Regions from separate parts of the Homo sapiens genome. Here region 2 is linked to region 1. Evidence: read pairs that join two places in POLR2A ChIA-PET (ENCODE). Cell type or tissue: Caco-2. All regions are shown on one strand. Each heading gives the region's core, and the rest is flanking DNA. Links, peaks and the distances in the headings are about the cores only.

The links. ChIA-PET counts read pairs that join two places held together with the same protein. Peaks named below come from ENCODE experiments on the same cell type or tissue, not always from the same donor. Only the 100,000 strongest peaks of a DNase experiment are listed, where the experiment ranks them.
Region 2: POLR2A ChIA-PET joins it to region 1 with 13 read pairs; 2 of 35 experiments call an interaction of 5 or more read pairs at or near these places.

What each region holds. Positions count from the first base shown.
Region 1 is chr10:58,994,627-59,004,489 of GRCh38, reverse strand. It overlaps LINC00844 (long intergenic non-protein coding RNA 844), which reads right to left and starts at 4,972. Exons shown (of 2, transcript NR_108046.1): 1 at 4,703-4,972; 2 at 2,873-3,261. In Caco-2, for the core only: no CTCF peak of the experiment used is centred there; a DNase peak (open chromatin) is centred at 2,269.
Region 2 is chr10:58,754,995-58,764,857 of GRCh38, reverse strand. The region is part of intron 3 of BICC1 (BicC family RNA binding protein 1); the gene reads right to left. Among named protein-coding and RNA genes, the nearest start is that of LINC00844, 240 kb to the left of the region's middle. In Caco-2, for the core only: no CTCF peak of the experiment used is centred there; no DNase peak of the experiment used is centred there.

The sequences.
Region 1 (9,863 bases), core at 754-8,753:
TATTTATTGGGTGAAGTACACTTTAAACTTAAAGAAGTGAGTCTTTATTTTTCTACCTTCATCACCAGGCTCTTCTCCACTAGCAACTCTTTAGAAAATAGCAGTGGCCTCAGCAAAGGAACATATAGTAATCAGTAGTGCAGTTGCAGACACTTAATCTTTATTGCCACCACCCCAGACCCTAAGTCAATCCTTAGCCAGGTTGGGGGAAGCAAACAGAGAAGGCAGATTATTACAACTGTTCCTCAGACATCAGATTTCTTCTATGACAATGAAGTGTTCGAGTAATTCCTGGCACCATTGTTTTAGGGTTCACTTTCCAAAAAATACAGTCAGGATTTCTCTTTGGAAACATGCATTACAACTCTTCTTTATGGATCTGTTCCAGGTAATTACACTGTTTTACTCAGGACAAAGCCTCACCCGTTAAAGAGCTTTGGTACTATTGAACACCTTAAATTTATGTTGTGACCAACAACAGCATCAGGGATTACAGGGGGAACAGATCCCTTTCACATATTCTAAATACACAACTGAACAATCAACACAATTCAAATGTTGCAAACATTTAATTTATTCCTGCCCTGACCCGTCTTTCAAATAGCAGACTCAAAACAGGTGGTTATTACATCAGCCTCTAAATCACTTTTGTATAATCAATTAACCTCATTACGTTGAGGTATTCAAACAGTTTCCACCAACGGACAATTTTATTATGACCAACACAATTTGTTTTCTCTTACCAGCCTCACAAATGGCCTCCTGAAACTAATGCTTAGAGAAGTATTGGAAAATTTCCTGTGCTGTCTCAGGGCTGTATACATTTGCCACACAGCAGCACAATGAGTCCATGTTATTACATATGAAGGCTTGGGATTATGCCTTTCCATATGAAATGCATAAGCAAAACAACCCAAACCACCCCAGCCTACACAGAGAAATTCAAGTACCTAAGTACCCACCCTATTTTCCAAACAAGTAATATCTATACAGGCTCCTAATACCAAGGACTTCATTGGGTTTGTTGTAAATAAGTCAGTGGATGATCATAAAACACTTCTTGGCAGTAACTAAATCAAGAAGATCAGCGATGGTTGGCCTAAGTCAGCTATAAATTTTATGGCAATTTTTTAATGAGGCAAAGGAAGGGAGCTTATCAGCATTTTGGCTTTCAGGGTCAAATGAAAGAAAGCAGGAGAGAGCAAGAGAAAGGAATCTGGGGTACCTGGTGCCAAGAGAAGGAAATGGAAAAAGAGTGAATAAAAAAGGAAGAGAAAAATCCCCAGCTGAACAGAAGGCAAGAAGCTAGAGGCTTATACAGCCTTTAGCTTAAGGGCAGAAAGTTGTAGTTTGGTGTTTTCCTCAAGGGATGCCTGCAGAAAGATTTCTGTGCCAATGTGACCTTGGAAACTAAAAATGGATCACAGCTTTGGTGTTTGGGCTGAAATATACAAGAGAAACGCGGGAAACAGATATGAAATAGATTGGGTAGAAACACCAAGTAGCAAAAGACAAACCATACCCAAAAGATAAAAACCAGGACAGGACGTCATGATTATTATGACCCATGTTTATTTGACCAGTCCTGACCAATACAGGACCTTCTCTGGAAACAGGGGTTTTTTTTGGGGGGGTGGGGTGGGGTGGTGGTTTGAGACAGAGTCTCGTTCTGTCGCCAGGCTGGAGTGCAGTGCTGTAATCTTGGCTAACTGCAACCTCTGCCTCCCTGGTTCAAGCGATTCTCCTGCCTCGGCCTCCCTAGTAGCTGGGATTACAGGCACGTGCCACCATGCCTAGCTAATTTTTTGTATTTTTAGTAGAGATGGGGTTTCACCGTGTTGGCCAGGATGGTCTTGATATCCTGACCTTGTGATCTGCCCGCCTTGGCCTTCCAAAGTGCTGGGATTACAGGCGTGAGCCACCATGCCTGGCCGGAAACAGGTTTTAATACTTCTTTGGAAATGGAAATGTTTTGCCAACTTAATGGAGAAGGCTGGCATTTCCATGGGGACTATGAAAATTTATTCTGATTTAATAAAAACCTGAACAAGCCAAAGTGAAACAGAAGCTCAATGTTCCAAACTAAATTAGACATTTTATTAATCCAGTTAGAGGTCATTGGCCAACTGTAAATTCAGAATAGTGATTTTTAAAAGAGAAGAAGTGGGGATGGGTAAAATACCCTGAGAATCTGGCCTTCACCTGCAGCTGGGCCAGGTAGGTGGGAACCTTGACAAAGGAATGATGCAGGTAGCTGGGCTGGGTGTGTTTGGTGAGTTAACAAGTAATCTTCAAAGCAAGAATCCGTGTCCATTCAGAAAGCAACCAGACTCTACACAGCAAGACTCTGGCTGCCATCAAGCCTTGGTGTTCAGTTGGCCTGAACTTTGATGCAAAACTGAGCTCTGTTCCTCGAGATATCCCCACTAGCTTTTACGTGTGTTCTCACAGATGTTTCACATCTTTGACTTTTGCCTTTACTGATGGCTTTAACTTTATTATTTAAGATCTTGTCTTGTCACTTTCATTGTCTCACAAAAAGGAGGTCACAGAAACCTTGTCTTTTCTAAAGGAATTTTTTTTTAAATCTACAAACTTGTCTCTGTTACCTGAGAGGCCCTTTTTGAATTTTCCATTATAAGCCAGTGGGAAAAACCTTAGAAAACCTGAAGGAAGCCCAGAGTTTAATTTTTTAAATTAATCATCCATAAAATAAAGTAGACTGGTTTACTATAGAAACAAGGATTCCAATCATATTTAACTGCAGTGTCGGGTGAGAGAAGAGTATTCAAAGTAGTGACGAAGGTGGTTAGGGATGGGGTAATGTGCATATTGAGCTGTCATTTTTCAAGCATTCTACAGAAAAGAAATCAGAGATTTTAGAAAATTATTAATGTCATAAACAAGACAAAACTTAGGAGAAACAAAGCAAAAAATTACACCCTGTTATTTAGTCTGAAAATTTTTTACTTACAAAAAAAAATATCGCAAAGACAAGAAAAGAAATAGCTAAATGAATAGACAGACAATTCAAGCAATTTATTGTAAGGAAGAACAATCAACTTCCACAAAGAAAATATCATGGAGATATAACTGGACATTGCAAACACTTTATGTATGGATTCTGATTTAGAATTTACTTGCTTGAACCCAAATTCTCATGCTTCTATGTGACCTGTGAAGAATTATAAGTTCTTCCCTCTGTGAGTCAGATCCCAATTCTGCCATACTGTTTCTGGTTCAGATTTTCTTCCTATAGGTCTGTCAAAAACAAAAAAAAAGAAGAATCACTGGAGTGGGAACTAGAGGCCTTAGGTTCCTGCCCTGCTTCTTGAACTAGCAGTTAACAAATATACCAAGTTACATTTTTGGGTAAAGAATAGCCTGATGGATGAATCTTCCGAAGTGATGTCCTTGGACAAATTGCCTAAATCTGGGTCAGCTTCATGGGCATAAGATCTGTGCGGTCTCACAGAGTCCCATACTTAAAAGGGCTTTGTGCTTAGTTTAAGGCCCTGCTGTCACCATCTTAGTAATTTTTTAACAAGGGACTCCACAGTTTTGTTTTGTGTTGGGCCCATTAACTTAAGCAGCTAGTCTTGCCTTAACACTGCGCAGCCTCTGCTTCCTTTTCTATAAAATCAGAATTGGAAGAGCCCTAGGATCATTTCTAATTTAGGAAGTGATGATACAAACCCTTCAGGATTGTCTGGCATTTAGACAGCACAATGCCACAATCACAGTGAGGAGATTTTTCTGGGATCTGTTTCCAGGACAGTTTCTTTCTTAAATTGGCCACCATACTCCATGATGGAAACTGCAAGACCTACCATGCCAGGGATTATCCTGCTCCCTCTTTCTCCTCTCAGTGACCAACCTCTCATTATAGCACCACTGACTAGCCAAGTGTTGCCACAAGAATGTTGCAAACAACCACCTCCAAAACTTAAGAGGCTTAAAACAGCAGCCATTCTTACTGTTCTCACATTCACAGTTAGCTGGTGGGTTCTGTTGATCTTGGTCAGGCCTGGCTGAGCATTTCTTTGACCATAGCCATCTCTCTCTCCCATGTTTCAGATGGCCTCAGCTGGCACACCTCAGCTCTGTGCCTGTGGTCTCTGTCCCTTCAGCAGGCTAGTCAGGGCTAATAGAGGCAAAGGTCAAGAGAAGGAGCAGAAGCAAGCACAGCTTTTGAGGCGTAGGCCTGGGACTGCATAGCATCACATCTGCTGCATTCTACTAACCAAAGCAAGTCTCAAAGCCAACCCAGGTTTGGAGGTACAGGAAGTAGACCTCAATGAGACCTCTTGAGTAGACTTCTTGATGGGAGGAGCTACAAAGTTACATCCCATGGTGCTTGGATAGAGAGAAGAAAAGAATTGGAGCCCCTGTTGCAATAAATCTGCCGCACTCACATTAATCAAAAGTTCTACTAGCTGTATATATTCATCACAACAAGGTATCACCGTGTGACCCTAAGAAAATCACCTGGGGTCTCCTTCCATTGCCACATCTATATAAATGAGGGTATCCAGATTCACTCTAAAGCCCTTTCTGCTCTGACATTCTCATAGTCCACAGGCTCAGTTCTTACTCCAACCAGTTTCCAATCTTCCCTTCCTCTTCTGAACCAGACACCTGTCTCTACATCCTATATAGGGCATTTAATCATAGACTGGTCAAAGTAGTCAATTTAACTTACTTTAATCTTCATAGCTTTGTCAGGTCCTGTAATTCCTGTAATTCTCAGAGGAAGTTTAAGTTTTGCTTAGCCATGCAAGAAACCTCCTTGCTAAAACTGAACGAGTAGCAAAAGGTGTATTTCCCAGATCCATGTCTATGTCTCTGTGTTTCCTTTGTCTCTACAGAGCAGAATCCTTTCTGATTTCAATGTTCTCTGCGCCACCCCCATCCTCCTATCAGACTGCATCAAGCACTCACAGTCCAGCCAAACCACATTGGCATGGCTCACTGCAGGCCTTTGAGCAGGGGCAGCATTCTTTTAAATAAATGAGAGGGACAGTGTGTTCTTGCTGAAGCCTGCAAGGTCCTGTCAGCTTTACGCTTGCTGATTTACATGGCTTTTAAAAGACATAACCATAAAATTTCACTCCAAAATTCACTCTGGCCAGTCAGATCTTTGCCTAGGCCTGGCAATTTTAATTTACCAAAGTAACGAGATAATAGTTTAATTTTTCCCCTTGTTGGATGCCCCTTTAATCTTCATAATTCACGATACAGCTCTTTCTCCCAGTAAGCTCTCTGATGGGAGTCTATGATCTAGATCTTGTTTTATTTTTTCTTAAGAAATCATTAAAGCGCAGAAGCTATTCCTACAAGGATCTGTAATCCTAACGTGTAGAACCAGTAAAGCACCACAGAGCTGGATAGTGGGATAAACATGCTGCATGTGGCTTCCTGGGCACGTGCACTAGCTGCTTTTGCCACTGGTTCAGGGAACAGGAGCTAAATTTGGTCTGTATTATTGTGTTTTAAGCTGAAAACTGATTCTTGGCTGGCAGATATGCTTTTTTCTTTTCTTTTTTTTTTTTTTTTTTTTTTTTTTTTTTTTTTTTTGAGACGGAGTCTCGTTCTGTCGCCAGGCTGGAGTACAGTGGTGCAATCTCGGCTCATTGCATGCAACCTCCGCCTCCCGGGTTCAAGTGATTCTCCTGCCTCAGCCTCATGAGTAGCTGGGACTACAGGCATGCGCCACCACGCCCAGCTAATTTTTGTATTTTTAGTAAAGATGGGGTTTCACCATGTTGGCCAGGATGGTCTTGATCTCTTGAGCTCATAATCCGCCCACCTCAGCCTCCCAAAGTGCTGGAATTATAGGCGTGAGCCACCGTGCCTAGCCAGATATGCCTTTTCTTTGCACATTCATTTGTGTTTCATTGTCTCAAAAATAAACTTGTCTTTTCAAATCAGGAAATCTTCCACTAAGCCAACAAAAAAAAGAGGGGTGATAATAGAGGACTCGCCAGTCTGTCTCTTACTTGCTGACATGCCTGTTTCCTCTGCGGTGGTTTTTGTCATTCTGCTGCATGTGTCCATGTTGGCATCAGGTTGGAGCAACACAGCGGGTTCTTTGGCTCTCAAGGTGGTCTTTAAAAGTCACTGATATTTGGTACTTGGTCACCTTGCCTACCCTTCAATTGCTTTTCTCTATGAAATCTAGTGCTCTGTGCATTGTAGTGCTTTCTCCAATAATTAGAAAAGAAAAACAGAATCTCCAAAATTCCTAGATCAGGGACTGTTAGGTAGGTAGGGAGGGAGAAAAGGGGCAGAGACGGTTACAGCCAGCCTCACATTTACAAAAGTCTTCACCTTTTCACTTTTCTTGCTTTCAAATTAGGTTATATATATAAAACCACGAAGATACAGAATTAAAAGCAGGCATTAATCTTATGCCCCATTCTGGTTCTAATGTACTTTAATGTTTATAAAATGATAATTATCTTTAAAATAACACTCTCTTGCAACATACTTACTGTGACAAAAGTTTTCATTTATTTAATGAAAATATTTAAAATATTCTGTAAATGTCATCACTTTATTCTGGCCTGTTTTATTTTTTAAATAAACCAGGAGACTCGAATACTCAAGGTTGCTGGAACTTCTCTTAACTTCTGAAGGGCTCTGCTTTGGACAAATTAGTTTTGTTTCATTGTGCATTACTAACCTCTTCTAAAGAAAACCATAGAGTAGAAGAAATGTGGCTCACATGTTTGGGGTAGAAGAAAGAGGTGGACACTCAATCAGGTAAAACATTGTCAAGAGCTTAGGTCCTAGACAGGAGCTGGTATAGTCACTTATAGAAAGATCAAGGCTGAGAACACACCATCTTGAGATGGGACCCTCTGAGCTCCCTCTGGATTTCCTTGCACAGGTCACTTTAGCTTTCAGAATGTTGTGTCAACACCTTGGCTTGGCACACAAGAATCTTTACAACTTGGCCGCTGACCACTGTCCAGCTCTTTCTCTCTCTCCACTCTTCTTCCCAGACCCTTTGCTTTGGTCCTATCACGACAATCTTAAAAATGCTATTGAACACTCCCATCCTATTGAAGGGCATGCTATTGAACTGCCCTTAAACTCCTATCCAGTCGTCATGAAGCATTCAATCTGTATCTCATGCCTCTGGGCTCCGATAGAACCCTGGGAATATTTCTACCACTTACCATTCTGTATTTTAATCTTTACTTTACCTGTCTGTTATCTTTTTTGAAAGAAAGGCTATATTTTCATCATTGTTTTATTCCTCCTTTATAGTAAAATACATGGCACATGACAGAGTCAATAGTGAATTCATAAATGCATGAATAAACAAAGTAGACCAGAAACCTATTAGAAATACAGAATCTCGGGCCCCACCCCCAGATCTACGAAATCAGAATCTGCATTCTAACAAGCTCCCCAGGGAATTTGATTGCACTTTCAAGTTTGAAAAGCACTGATCCAGCTTACTCTGCTCTCTCACTTCTGTAAACATCTGGAGTACTGATTGTCTAAGGTTCTGGGTTTAGTAATTGTTAATGTACCTGTCTTGCACTCTGCTTAATTGATTTGTGTGAGTGTGTGATTGTGTGTGTATGTTACTGTATGCTCACACACTTCCTTTCTTGTCTCCTCACCCAGAAGCCTACATGGGGGCACTCTTGACATTCCGTCACTACTCCTCTCAGCACCCAGAACTAGGTACTACCCAGAGTATTTTTAATCTTCCTGGAAAAATATCCCATAAGAAGATAAAATCTGCTACCTAAGCAATGGGCAAAGTGTTGGGGAAGAGTGATAGGGAAAAGAGCACTAGCTTTTATTGAGATTCTACTAGTAGGAAGTACTGTTGACACTGTATGTACTACATCTCATTTAACCTTATGTAATGAGTTAGGAATCATAACCCCGATTTTACCAGTGAGGAAAACTAGGCTCCTAAGTATCCTCAGTCTCACACAGATAGTCATGAAACTGGCATTTGAACACTTCTTAGTCTTCTTTTTTGAAATTGTGGTAAAGAACACACAACATAAAATTTACCATCTTAACCATTTTTAAGTGTACAGTTCAGTATTGTTAAATAGCAATATATTAGCATTGTCGTGCAACAGATCTCTAGAACGTTTCATCTTGCAAAACTGAAACTCTATACCATTGAATACCAGCTCCAATTTTCCCCTCTCCCCACCACTTCTTTTTATAAACTAGTCAAAGGTGTTATTTTGCTCATCCTTCCTTATCTTTCTTTCACTTTCTCCCCCTTCTCATAGTACCATATTTTACACAGCTATGGCTTATCCCAACAGCAATGAAGGCAACCTGAAGATCCTAAGGTCTCAGGATGTTGTCTTCCCTATGGAGTCTGTGGAGCAAGCAACAAGGTTTGCCAATGGAAGAAAATCAGAGGAAGCTGATTTGATTCTTGTAATGTTGGAAATTAATCTGTATACTTTCTCTATGTTAAGGGAAGCTTTGAATACAGACCATTATTTCATTGAAAAAATCAGTCATGCCTGTCTAAAATGATCACTTTGCCACCAAGCCACATTCCTGAGGCCAGGATTCTAGTACTGTAGCCTCAGTGACAGCATCCTTCTGAAGCACCATGAGGGTAATACACATGACCAGTCCAGAAAAACTCTGCCTGCTTGCCTTGCCTGCTGAATGGGATTGTTGCTGGCACCAAACATACACTCCCTGAAGGTGAGGCAGAATGAGATGGAAATGGTATCTTATTCTGTCTGATATAATGTTTGTAACTCTGGCTTGTGTGATTTTTGCATAATTCTATTTAAATACATTCTTTATTAGAGATTCAAAAGCAGGAAAATATTTACATTGCATATTAGAAAGCAATAATGGCCTAGAGAGAGCAGGTATAAATGCCAAGAGGGGCAACAGACTTCCCCCCAGAGCCTCCTGTCTCCAGAGTCCTGTGTCATTGAGGGTACATCATGCAGTGATGGGCTTGTACTAGGCAGCTAACATCCCCACGCTCCAACCTGTGGGAACACAAGGGTCATGTTTCCCCATTTTTCTGGATTTCATGTCATCAAAGATGACGGAATGACTAACTATAACAAGGGTCCACCCACCCAAAGTCACTTATTTTAGATCCTGCAGCTCTGTTGTCCGATTTTGGTGACAGCAGGAGTTTCCTGTCATAATTCTAAGGCCTCGAGGGAATGCCTAAGTCAGCAGACCTGGGCTTAAATCTAACTTTACAAGCAATAGCTCAATGACCTTGAGTGACATAACTATTCTGTGATTCGGTTTATTAAATGAGATAAGTTGGAGGAAGCAAATATATTTCCTGAATCGCTTAATAAGTGTTAGCTATTGGTATTTTTATTATCTTATTATTGCCATTTTTAATAATATAGCCTGGACTAGAACTTATATTAAGGACTGAAAACTACAGCCAGTGTGCCAAATCAGGCCCACCTGTGGTATAAATCAAGTTTCACTGGAATACATACGTGCCCATTTGTTTATATGCACTCTGTGGCTATTTTCAAGCTACAATGGCAGAATCCAGGAGCTGTGTGACAGAAATCAGATTTAGAAGTCTGGACTTTGGAGTGAAAAGATAAAGGTTAATGATTCTCCTTTGCTCTTCCCTAGCTGGATAACATTGCGTAATCATTGCAACCTGAACTTAAATTTCTTTATTTGTAAAATGACGATAATAAGAATATCCACATTACATATTAGTAGTGAGGATTAAATTAAACAACTCATATTTAAGCTGTATATAAGTATTTAAGTCCTATAAGAATTCATTCATTCATTCATGTGACAGACACTGGACCAGACACAGAAAATTCAAAATGAAAAAAAATCAGAGATAGTCTGTGACC
Region 2 (9,863 bases), core at 577-8,576, 240 kb after region 1:
CCTGTTGATTATTCCCAGACATGCTGATGAACTTATCCAGGTTTAGTTTTCTATTTTCATTCCCTCAGTGTCCCTAAATTTCAGCCCACTGATCTTATGTTTTTATCACTGTTAGGCAAGAATTAAAGAAAATTAAAGACATAAAATCTACAACCTGTCCCCTTTCTTGTTTTAGGAGAAAGAAAGTGGAAAATGTCAAGCCTAGAACAAAAAAAAAAAAAAAAAAAAGAAGGAAATTAGTGATCAATTTCCAGGCTCTATGTTTCTCTTCCTGACTCTGGCATCAGTTTTATGCTTACTCAGGTCATTTTCCTTCTGTTATGTCAGCACATACATGAGTATCACCTTCACTTTCTATATACTTTTACTGCCTTACACATTTATTTCTTTTGCTTTTTCATCCACAAGTGAATTCCAGGTCCTTTCCTTGATATGTATCTTTCTGCCAATAATGTGTCGAGAACAGGGTACAGCATTCCAAGTACAAGATTTTCTCCACAGTCATATAAATCAGATTTGTTTCCACTTCTATGGCTCAGTCTAGGGTCTCTAGGTATGTAAGCTGATTATGGGCCTCTGAAGAAACAGTGTTTCTGCCAATTCACTGTCATGTCTAGTTCTCTGTTTCATCATTTGTCTAATTAAGCTTTCAAAAGCCTAATGTAGGCAACTGGCTATTCTCAGAGTAATACAGGTATGAGTCCTGGGTCTACTGAAGTGAACTCAGTTTCCTCACTCATTAAATGGTTTTGACAATAGTGCCTATTTCATTTTAAGTGTAAGTAAACATCAGTATGTGTTACTGTACCTGTACCTGTACCTTCTGAGGGCCCCCAAACACCACTAAATGTATAGCAATTCCATGCCTGTGAGTCTTCATTTGATATTCCTTGTTAGTTTCCTGTCTTCTCTGCCTCTGCTCTTAGAAGTGATCCCTTTGGCTTTATTCTCTTCCAGGCCTTTTGCCTAGGGCGTCTACTTGTGTAACTTTACTATCTAGTATTGTGATTCTTTCCAATTCCAGTTTCCTAGTTTAGGCCTCTATTCCAAGCCTCCCAGCTAGTCTCAAACGCCTAGTAAACAACTTCTCACTTTCTTCATGCTCTTTAATTTCAACGTGCCAGGTCCAAAATTCATTACTCTTCTCTCTTTTCTGGGTGGTGCAATGGGGATCTCCACAGTTTAAGAAAGAACACTGTAGAAAAAGCAATCCAAAGGTTAACAGATCACCAGCATGTGATCTTGTCCTTTAATATAAACACTAGTCTGTACTCAGAACTTAACTCCTCAAGGATCTCTCCTGTGTATGTAATTCTAATGGTCAGTGAGGCACAATCCATTAGTAGGAACCACTATGCTTTCTTTTTTCCTTCAAATATAGTAATTCCTAAATTTATTGAGTCCACTTGTACCTCAAAATATTTTCTTCTTCCATTTAAATCACATTTAACTTGTTCTTTGGGATGCTGTCTTGGGAAAAGCTCAGGGCTATGGCTATACTCTCACAGTTTTAAAATCACTTGTGAAGGTTGACTAACCCATGCTATCAGCTACAGTGACTAGTGTCTTAACAGCATTTAAAAGAAAAAATATATATTAATAATTTTTCCCAATATCTCCAATATTTTTAAAGTAACTACCATATATTTTTAGAGTGTATTCATTATTGGAAGCATATTATTTTTCTTCCTGGAAGGGATGGTCAATCTTGTGCACATTTTGAGGATCTGACAGAACTACATCTGAGAATTATGAAGCAAATCATAGTATGTTAATAATTCAAAACTCAGTGTTTTTTTTCCTATATTTCCCCCATTCACAAAAACAATATATCACAGGGCCTTAAAACAACAAACATAATAGGGCTGGCTCCATTTTACATTTAGAACCTATAAACTTTCTGTTTCATTGAGTCTAACCAACACAGGTGGATTGGCTCTGGCACTGAAGAATGTACTGGGCCTCCTTTGTGTTACGATGAAATTGCTTAAATCCTGTGATGTACTTGTAAGGTTGATCTGGAGAGAGAGAACTCTTTGTTTTTTAAAGTTTTTAAAGTACATTTTCAAGTTTTGTCAATGACTATTAACTTCCATCTCATAATAAAAACTGATGTTAATTTTCATGTAAAGAAAATTTTGAAAAGAGTGTGTACAGAAGCTTAATGTCATGTACACCACCTGGCACTGAAATGGTCCATCATGAAAACCAGTCCACATGTGTAAGCATACAGGCTGGATATTCCCTGCAGCAGGACTGACCACAGACACCACAGATTATAAAGATGAATGCTGGCCACTTAATAACCTGTTCTTCTTCCTTTTACCACATAGTGTGGAAACAAACAAACAAACAAACAAAAAACAACGCTGACCACATTTTTGGCCAGATACTACATCATGTAAAACCTTATGAATCTTGATTTTGGTACTACCACTATATGCTTTAGATATTTTTTGTTGCTGTACTCAGCAAATCTGACACCTACACTCTCCAATATTTCACAGACATTCCCATAAAGCTTATCTGCAAATCAGTTCTCAATGTTTGACCATATTTTCTCATTTTAGTGGCATTTCTTACATTTTCGTTTTGTCTCTTCAAGTTTCCATAGCTTTCGATTTTCTGTTTGTACATTCTCCAGCTTTCACTTACTTGCCCTTGAAATTGATCAGATTTGTGAGTCTCCTGGACACACAAACTTGCATTAAGGCCCATACCAGCCTGGGTGGGGAGTTTGTGCAGACTCTCTCAAACATGAATTAGCAACAAAGATGAGTGGAGGAGCCAGCACTGAGAGCGAGGGCGGTGCAAAGTTAAAAACATGTGCAAAGGGGTTTGACCTCAAACTGATCCTGGACTCATACCTACAAAGCTGATTTCTACAGTCTGACGTTCTTTCATCTGACTTTAGACTCCTGGTTCTTTCCTGATGAAAATGTTTTATAAGAATTTTTTTCTAGAAAAGCCACATGCAAGTGGTTGCTTTTATTCATGATGGATAGGAACTTCTCAGCTCCTGAAATGTGTTCATAGAAAGGATGACGTAGGCACTTTTTCTAGACCTCTAAAGATAATGATATACTGCCAAAAATCAAAGATTTCCATGCCAGTCCTTACTTTTCAGTCTCCAGGAGAGGAGCCCAATTACATCCTTCATTTATTTATTTTTATTTTTTCCTCACACTTACTCAAGGTTGACCTGAACTGTTTGTCATCCATTCTCAACAACACATCTTCAGGGACGCAACTCCTTGTCACACTGAATTATATTATTTAACACACATAACTACGTCTACATTTTTCTAAGTGATTTTATCAAAAGAAATGAAAGGGGACAGATAAAGCTAATTAACATAAATGGGAAATCACAATAAACCATCTCTAAAAATCTACATTGATGGGCATCTCTGCCATTTCCTTTAAAGAGAAACTGAGTTGGGTGTGATGGAGTTTAAAATCTTTCACTGACTCATTCCTTAGTGTTTCTCTCACATCGATTTTAAACCTTGTCACTGCCCCCAGCTCTAGGATTTGTATACCTCCTCTTCGAATTGGAAAGGAAGCAACTTTCTTTCCAGCCGCACTCGGCTCCTTTTGTAGACAGCTAGCACAGAGGTGGGGTAGCCTTCATCTGTATCTTAGCATCATGTACTTTCACACAAACTTGTCATTCTGTTCATAAATTCTTGGTCTCTTAGGCTGGGTGCAGTGGCTCACGCCTGTAATCCCAGCACTTTGGGAGGCTGAGGCAGGCAGATCACTTGAGTCCAGGAGTTCAAGACCAGCCTGGCCAACATGGTGAAACCCTGTCTCTATTAAAAAAAAATATACAAAAATTTTGCCAGGCAGGGTGATAAACAAAAAGGATTACTAGGTGTTTCCAATGGAAAACAATGCATTGTCTAGAGAACACCCTTTGGGGTCCTCTGATTCTGGCATTTTACTGCCTCTGAAATATTTCATAGCTCTGTTTTAGATAAATGAGACCAAAGCAAAGTAAGTCTTTTCTATAGACAATACAAATAAATTCTGTCCCTTGGAGGTTCAATTTACATTCCTCCTCCCATTAGAAAAAGCCAGCTTCAGATCCATTTGTAAATTCATCTCACATTTCTTTATTCCATATAAATCTATGATTCTCCTTTGAATGGTTATGACATCTTCCTAGTTCTCCATTAATAAGATTCATAAAATCTTTAACACGTGTTCAATTTATGTCTGTATGAGTCTCATCATTTTTTATTTTCCCAGAAAATTATTCTTTAATGGTAAAAAAAATAATTCTCAAAGCCATTAACAAGGACAATTTAAGTCTGCTTACAGTAGATTACAAAAAACATTTTTTGGCAAACAGAAATTCCTCTGTATTAAATACCAATTAAATAAATGATTCAGAAAACCTACTCTATGGTGTTTGGTTGTGATGTATATATTACGGTGGGATTCCACCTGGAATGTACATGTGAGCTTCTCTGTGGAAGAGGCGTAATATATGAATGCTGCGGTTTAACAAGATGCAAAACTGTTAGGTATAGATACACTAAGGAGCTGCAAATAGTGGAAAACGTCATTTGGGGACCACCAATCTCCTGCATGATTGTAATTTACAGTAATTTAACACACTTGATGGAATAAGAGTTGCCTGAGAAAATCATTCCCATTCTTAGATCTGGCAACAACCAGGCACCTTTTAACACTATTCTCTCATTCCACAACATACAAATTCACAGTGGAATTACTATTAAAACCAAAAACAGAGCTAAGAACACATTTGCTTAAAACGCGCTTATGAAAAGCAGCTAACATCGTGTCACATTGCAAATGATCACAACCCCTTCCAAAACTCCTTTCTCACTTCTTTGCTGTCTTCTTTTTTTTTTTTTTTTCTTTTTCTTTTGAGACGAGTCTCACTCTGCTGCCCAGGCTGGAGTGTGGTAGCGCGATCTCGGCTCACTGCAAGCTCCGCCTCCCAGGTCCACGCCATTCCCCTGCCTCAGCCTCCTGAGTAGCTGGGACGACAGGCGCCCACCACCAAGCCCGGCTAATTTTTTGTGTTTTTAGTAGAGACGGGGTTTCACCGTGTTAGCCAGGATGGTCTCGATCTCCTGACCTCGTGATCCACCCGCCTCGGCCTCCCAAAGTGCTGGGATTACAGGTGTGAGCCACCGCGCCAGGCCTGCTCTCTTCTTCTTAATTATATTTTTAGGTTTTACAAAACAGAAAGTCAATGTTCAGTTTCTTTTACACCATAGAAAAAGAGTAAACAGGAAATATTGTATTAACAAATGAACAATTTAGTCATTTTCATTCCTTTACTGTTTTGACTTGTAACTTAGTAAAGAATGTTTTATGCCACTATACAAATACATACAATAAATACCCAGAGCTGTTTGTATCAAGGAATTAACCCATTTCATATGCCAGCACAAGGACTTAAATGCCTGCTTCCTAGATATTTAGACTAGTGTTCTCTCTCTAGAAAAGTTTCAAATATTTTAGGTTTCATAAATCTTTTTGTTTATATTGAAATTTGTATTTGTTTATATTGAATCATTTTTGCTTATATTGCCACTCTCTTAAATATTTTAATGATCAGGCCAGGTGTGGTTGCTCACTCCTGTAATTGCAGCACTTTGGGAGGCTGAGGTGGTCAGATCATCTGAGGTCAGGAGTTCGAGACCAGCCTGGCCAACATGACAAAACCCCGTCCCTACTAAAAATACAAAAATTAGCTGGGTGTGGTGGCACACACCTGTAATCCCAGCTACTCAGGAGGCTGAGGCAGAAGAATCACTTGAACCCGGGAGACAGACATTGCAATGAGCCGAGATTGTGCCACTGCACTCCAGCCTGAGTGACAAAGCAAGACTCCATCTCAAAATAAATAAATAAATAAATAAATAAATAAATAAATAAATAAATATTTTAATGATCAAAGATACTGTCCTTGGGAAGCTAAATTGGACTTAAGCAAGTGGCCAGCTTAAAAAAAATCTTATTAGAACAAAAGCTCAGTTTTTATTAATTTTAATTCCATTTTCTGATCAGACTTTACAGAACTTAACAGAGCTTTAAAAATCTCTTGCTCTTTTATTCCCCAAAACAGAAATGTTTCACAAGTAAAAAATAAAAAAAGTTAGTGCCATTTGTTTCATTATCTTAGACTTACCGATGATGAGAAGAAATGTCTGATAAAACATTTCTTAAGCTTGGCAGCTTTGGGTAATTATTTACAGGGTTGAAATAGAATTACTATCTAGACCCACAGTTTGGTTATTAGAACTAACCTTGTAACCAGGCAGGGACAAGAAGAACAGTGAACTGCCTTTTTGTCACAGACCTTATAGGGAAGAGGAGAAAAACTAGATGAACTATGTGCCAGGAATTCCTTTCTTAGTGAATGTCATACTCATGGCAGTGATTTAATAGCCTGTTCTAGGATACATCACAAGTTCCATTTTTTATTCAGTAGCAGAGAATTGTCAATTTGGTAGGGGAAGAATACATTAGTAATCATCTAGCAACCTTTAGGCACTTATAGTGAGGGGCTCCTATATAATGTCAAATCTATAAGTATATATGGCACATGCTAAACACACACTTGGGAACCGCAAACTTATGAATGGATTATATTCTGTAAGTGTTTATATGAACTGGTTATGTGAAATATACAACATATTTTTCCAACCAAAAAAAATTTTTAATGACGGCTACTGACCTAGGTTTGGCTCACAGAAGCCTAATCATTCATAGGATGACTTTAAAACTACATATATTTTTTTTTAAGATAGTAGAAGGAAAAATACTGCAAATGTGTTAAGTGTCAGTATGTTATGTCTTATGCAGAATGGCTTAGGAAACCAAGCACCACTGCTAAGGTTGCTTCCTATGGGTTGTTTCTGAGATAGGAAATGCATCTTCCCCTTGTGTTCTTCACAGTGTTGCTGACTGCCAAGAACTTCAAACCTTTTGCTGTGGCAGCAAAAAGAGAAGCCTTTGATGTAAAGGTCAGCTGTACACAGCTGATCTGAGTTGGCAGCCACAGGCTTAAGGACAGACTGCATTGATATTTATGGCATCTCTGGTTCTAACACAGTTTACCCAAGAACAACCTAAACATACAAATAATCACTGAAGGAAGTTATGTCTTGAATATCTTGAGAGTGGCTGACCTGGATGGGGGGTCCTGGCTCTTGTGAAATTACATAGGTGTACAGCATTAAAAGACCTGTGCCCTTCCTGTCCCTTTTTACGGACTCAATCTCTTAAAGGAACTGAAACCTTAGTCAGAGACTCTGAATATATACTCTCCATAACATCACTTACTGATAAGCTCCACTCTGGCATGGACTCACTGATATTTACTTCTGCATTCTTAAATGCTAGTCTCACAGAGGCTTTAGTTCTCACCTCTGACATCTCAATTAGGAGTGCATTTTCCAGTAGAAACATAGAAACATGATAATAGTTGGGTAGATAAATTGGTACTATATTTAACCATAACGTCAAATACTCGTCCTATAGAAAATGTGTTACGATTTCATAGAACTCATTGACAGCTTTATTTCATAGAGGAGAAATGTTCACATACTCATGAACAAATACAAATCCACAGAACATTATATAAAAGTAGTTTAACATTCAACAAGGTGGCTGATTTCATGCCTGAGCCACAGACTTGGTCTCATTATTTTATATACAGTCCTTGTATATTCTAAAGTCTTGTAGCGGGTTACACGATAAGTCCTGTTCAGCATCCCGTATTATAAATTACATACGGTTACTTCTCTGCACAATAAAAGGGCTTTGTTATTAGAGTAACTAAGAAATTAAAGCAGTGAGACAATAATTGAATTTTTAAAAATGTTAGCACCAATGAAAATTATTTGAAAATAGCATACAAGCATGCTTCACTATCAAAGTCTATGATATTGCTGAAATCCAACTACCAAGGAAATCATGTTATCTAAATCTACGAAGTCCCTGAGTTTTGGACAGCATAAGAGACTAGAAAGTTATCGCTTTTCTTTGTAAGACAGATCCATTATAAAAGGCATCTTAATGTTGCTAAAGTGTTCAATTGTCAATATTTGCTCAAACATGCCTTTGTTCGATATTAAACTGCTACGCTTCCTCACAAAGGAATTAACTGGTAACTTAATATGCCATTACAGTTGCTAAGGAGAAGACTCTGGCAAAAAAAAAAAAAAAAAAAAAAAAAAAAAAAAGGCTAGTAGTTGCTAAAGGGTCCTGGATCCCAAGAACTCCTTGAGAAGTGCGAGCCCATGGAAAACCCTTAGGGTGGGACCAGGACAAGAGGAAATGAGCAAACAGGACTCTTGGGTGTCCTGCTAGAAAGGGAATGGGAGGTAAACTCAGTAAACTGGTCCTAAATATAAGAGCAAGCTTAAAAATCAACAAAATGTTAATGACAAACCTTTGGGAGGCAAAGGCCAGGGACTCTAAATATTACCATGCCCCTCTCCACCCCCACACACAAAATCACAAAACAGCGAGTTTCATTTCACACAGGAATGCTTGTGGTTTCTCTAGCAAGGAGCAACGCAGTCTACGTGGAAATGCAAAAAACGGAAAAGCAAAAAAAAGCCTTTCCAGCTGGTTGGCTGGGAAAGAAGATCTATTGCCTTCTAAGATACGAAAGGGAGTATTTTTTAAAAGTCTCTATCTTGATGATGCTGGGACAGGTCATGTTACAAAAGAGCAACGTTTTTCAAAGGAATAGATACAACACATCCAGAAACAAGTGAAAATGGAACAAGCAGAGGTGTGAGGTTCCCAGGATAAGAAGAGGCAAATGTATAAAGAAATGTAAGGGACAGAATAAATAAATCCAGAGGAAAATGGGAAAAGCAAAGATGGGTGAAAACAGACATAGAACACGCAGGAGCAGAAGGAGAAAGTGAAATTATCTCACGGCAAAAACAGCAGAACTGTGAGGTGACTAATCACTAAGTAGTGGAAAATGTCCACAGGCAGTGTCTCTCAGGTTGCTCAAGAAAGCAGGTGTGGCCAATGCAGAGAAGCCTCGGCTGTAACTCTGTGGAATCAAATCCAGACTCAACCGCTGCTGGAAATAGTTTCCCAAAACCCAACTGAAATTCATCTTCCAGAATGTCATTGAAACTTAGGCCAAAAAGAAAAAAAAAATAAAAAGGAGAAAAAAAAATACAAGACAGGAATGTAATTTTAAAACACCCTTTCAAACCTAAGGTGTTTCTTCATGTGTCCATTTAGAACTGAGGGTTTTCATGAACTCTATTGCAACTTTTTCTGAAGATTTCAGACAGAAAATCCCTAAAGCAGAGGAAGCAGTACAGAGTTGCCAGAGCCCAGTGATTTCTCAGTCTCATTCAGGAAATAATTCACCAAATGTACTGTAATGTGAAATCCAACTAAATGTAAACTAAAATCACATGAAGAACTCTGGTTGTCCACCAAGGAATCAGCTCTTCTCAGTTTATAATCTGACAGCGCCACTGACTTTGGGACCATGGAAGCTGTAGCCTTTCCCCTAAGGTGACCAAAAGCAAAACAATAGCGCAGGAAATAGAAAGCAGGCTAGACACTAAACAGTGGGCCCTGGCAGTTAAAATTCCAAATCAAACCAAGTTCTTAAGACTAAATAGGAGTGTCTGTTTACCTCTGTGCATTTATACTTGATTTAAATGAAACAGTCACCAAGCCCAAAACAACTCTATGAAAACAAAAAACAAAGAAAAATCCTGTGATCTGACACAGTTGCTTTTCAAAATTTTCAGCATCAGGCTTCCACTCACCAACAGTTTTGGTTTACTAAGGAACTTTAAGAGAAACCAGATGTAACTTAAAATACAAGGACT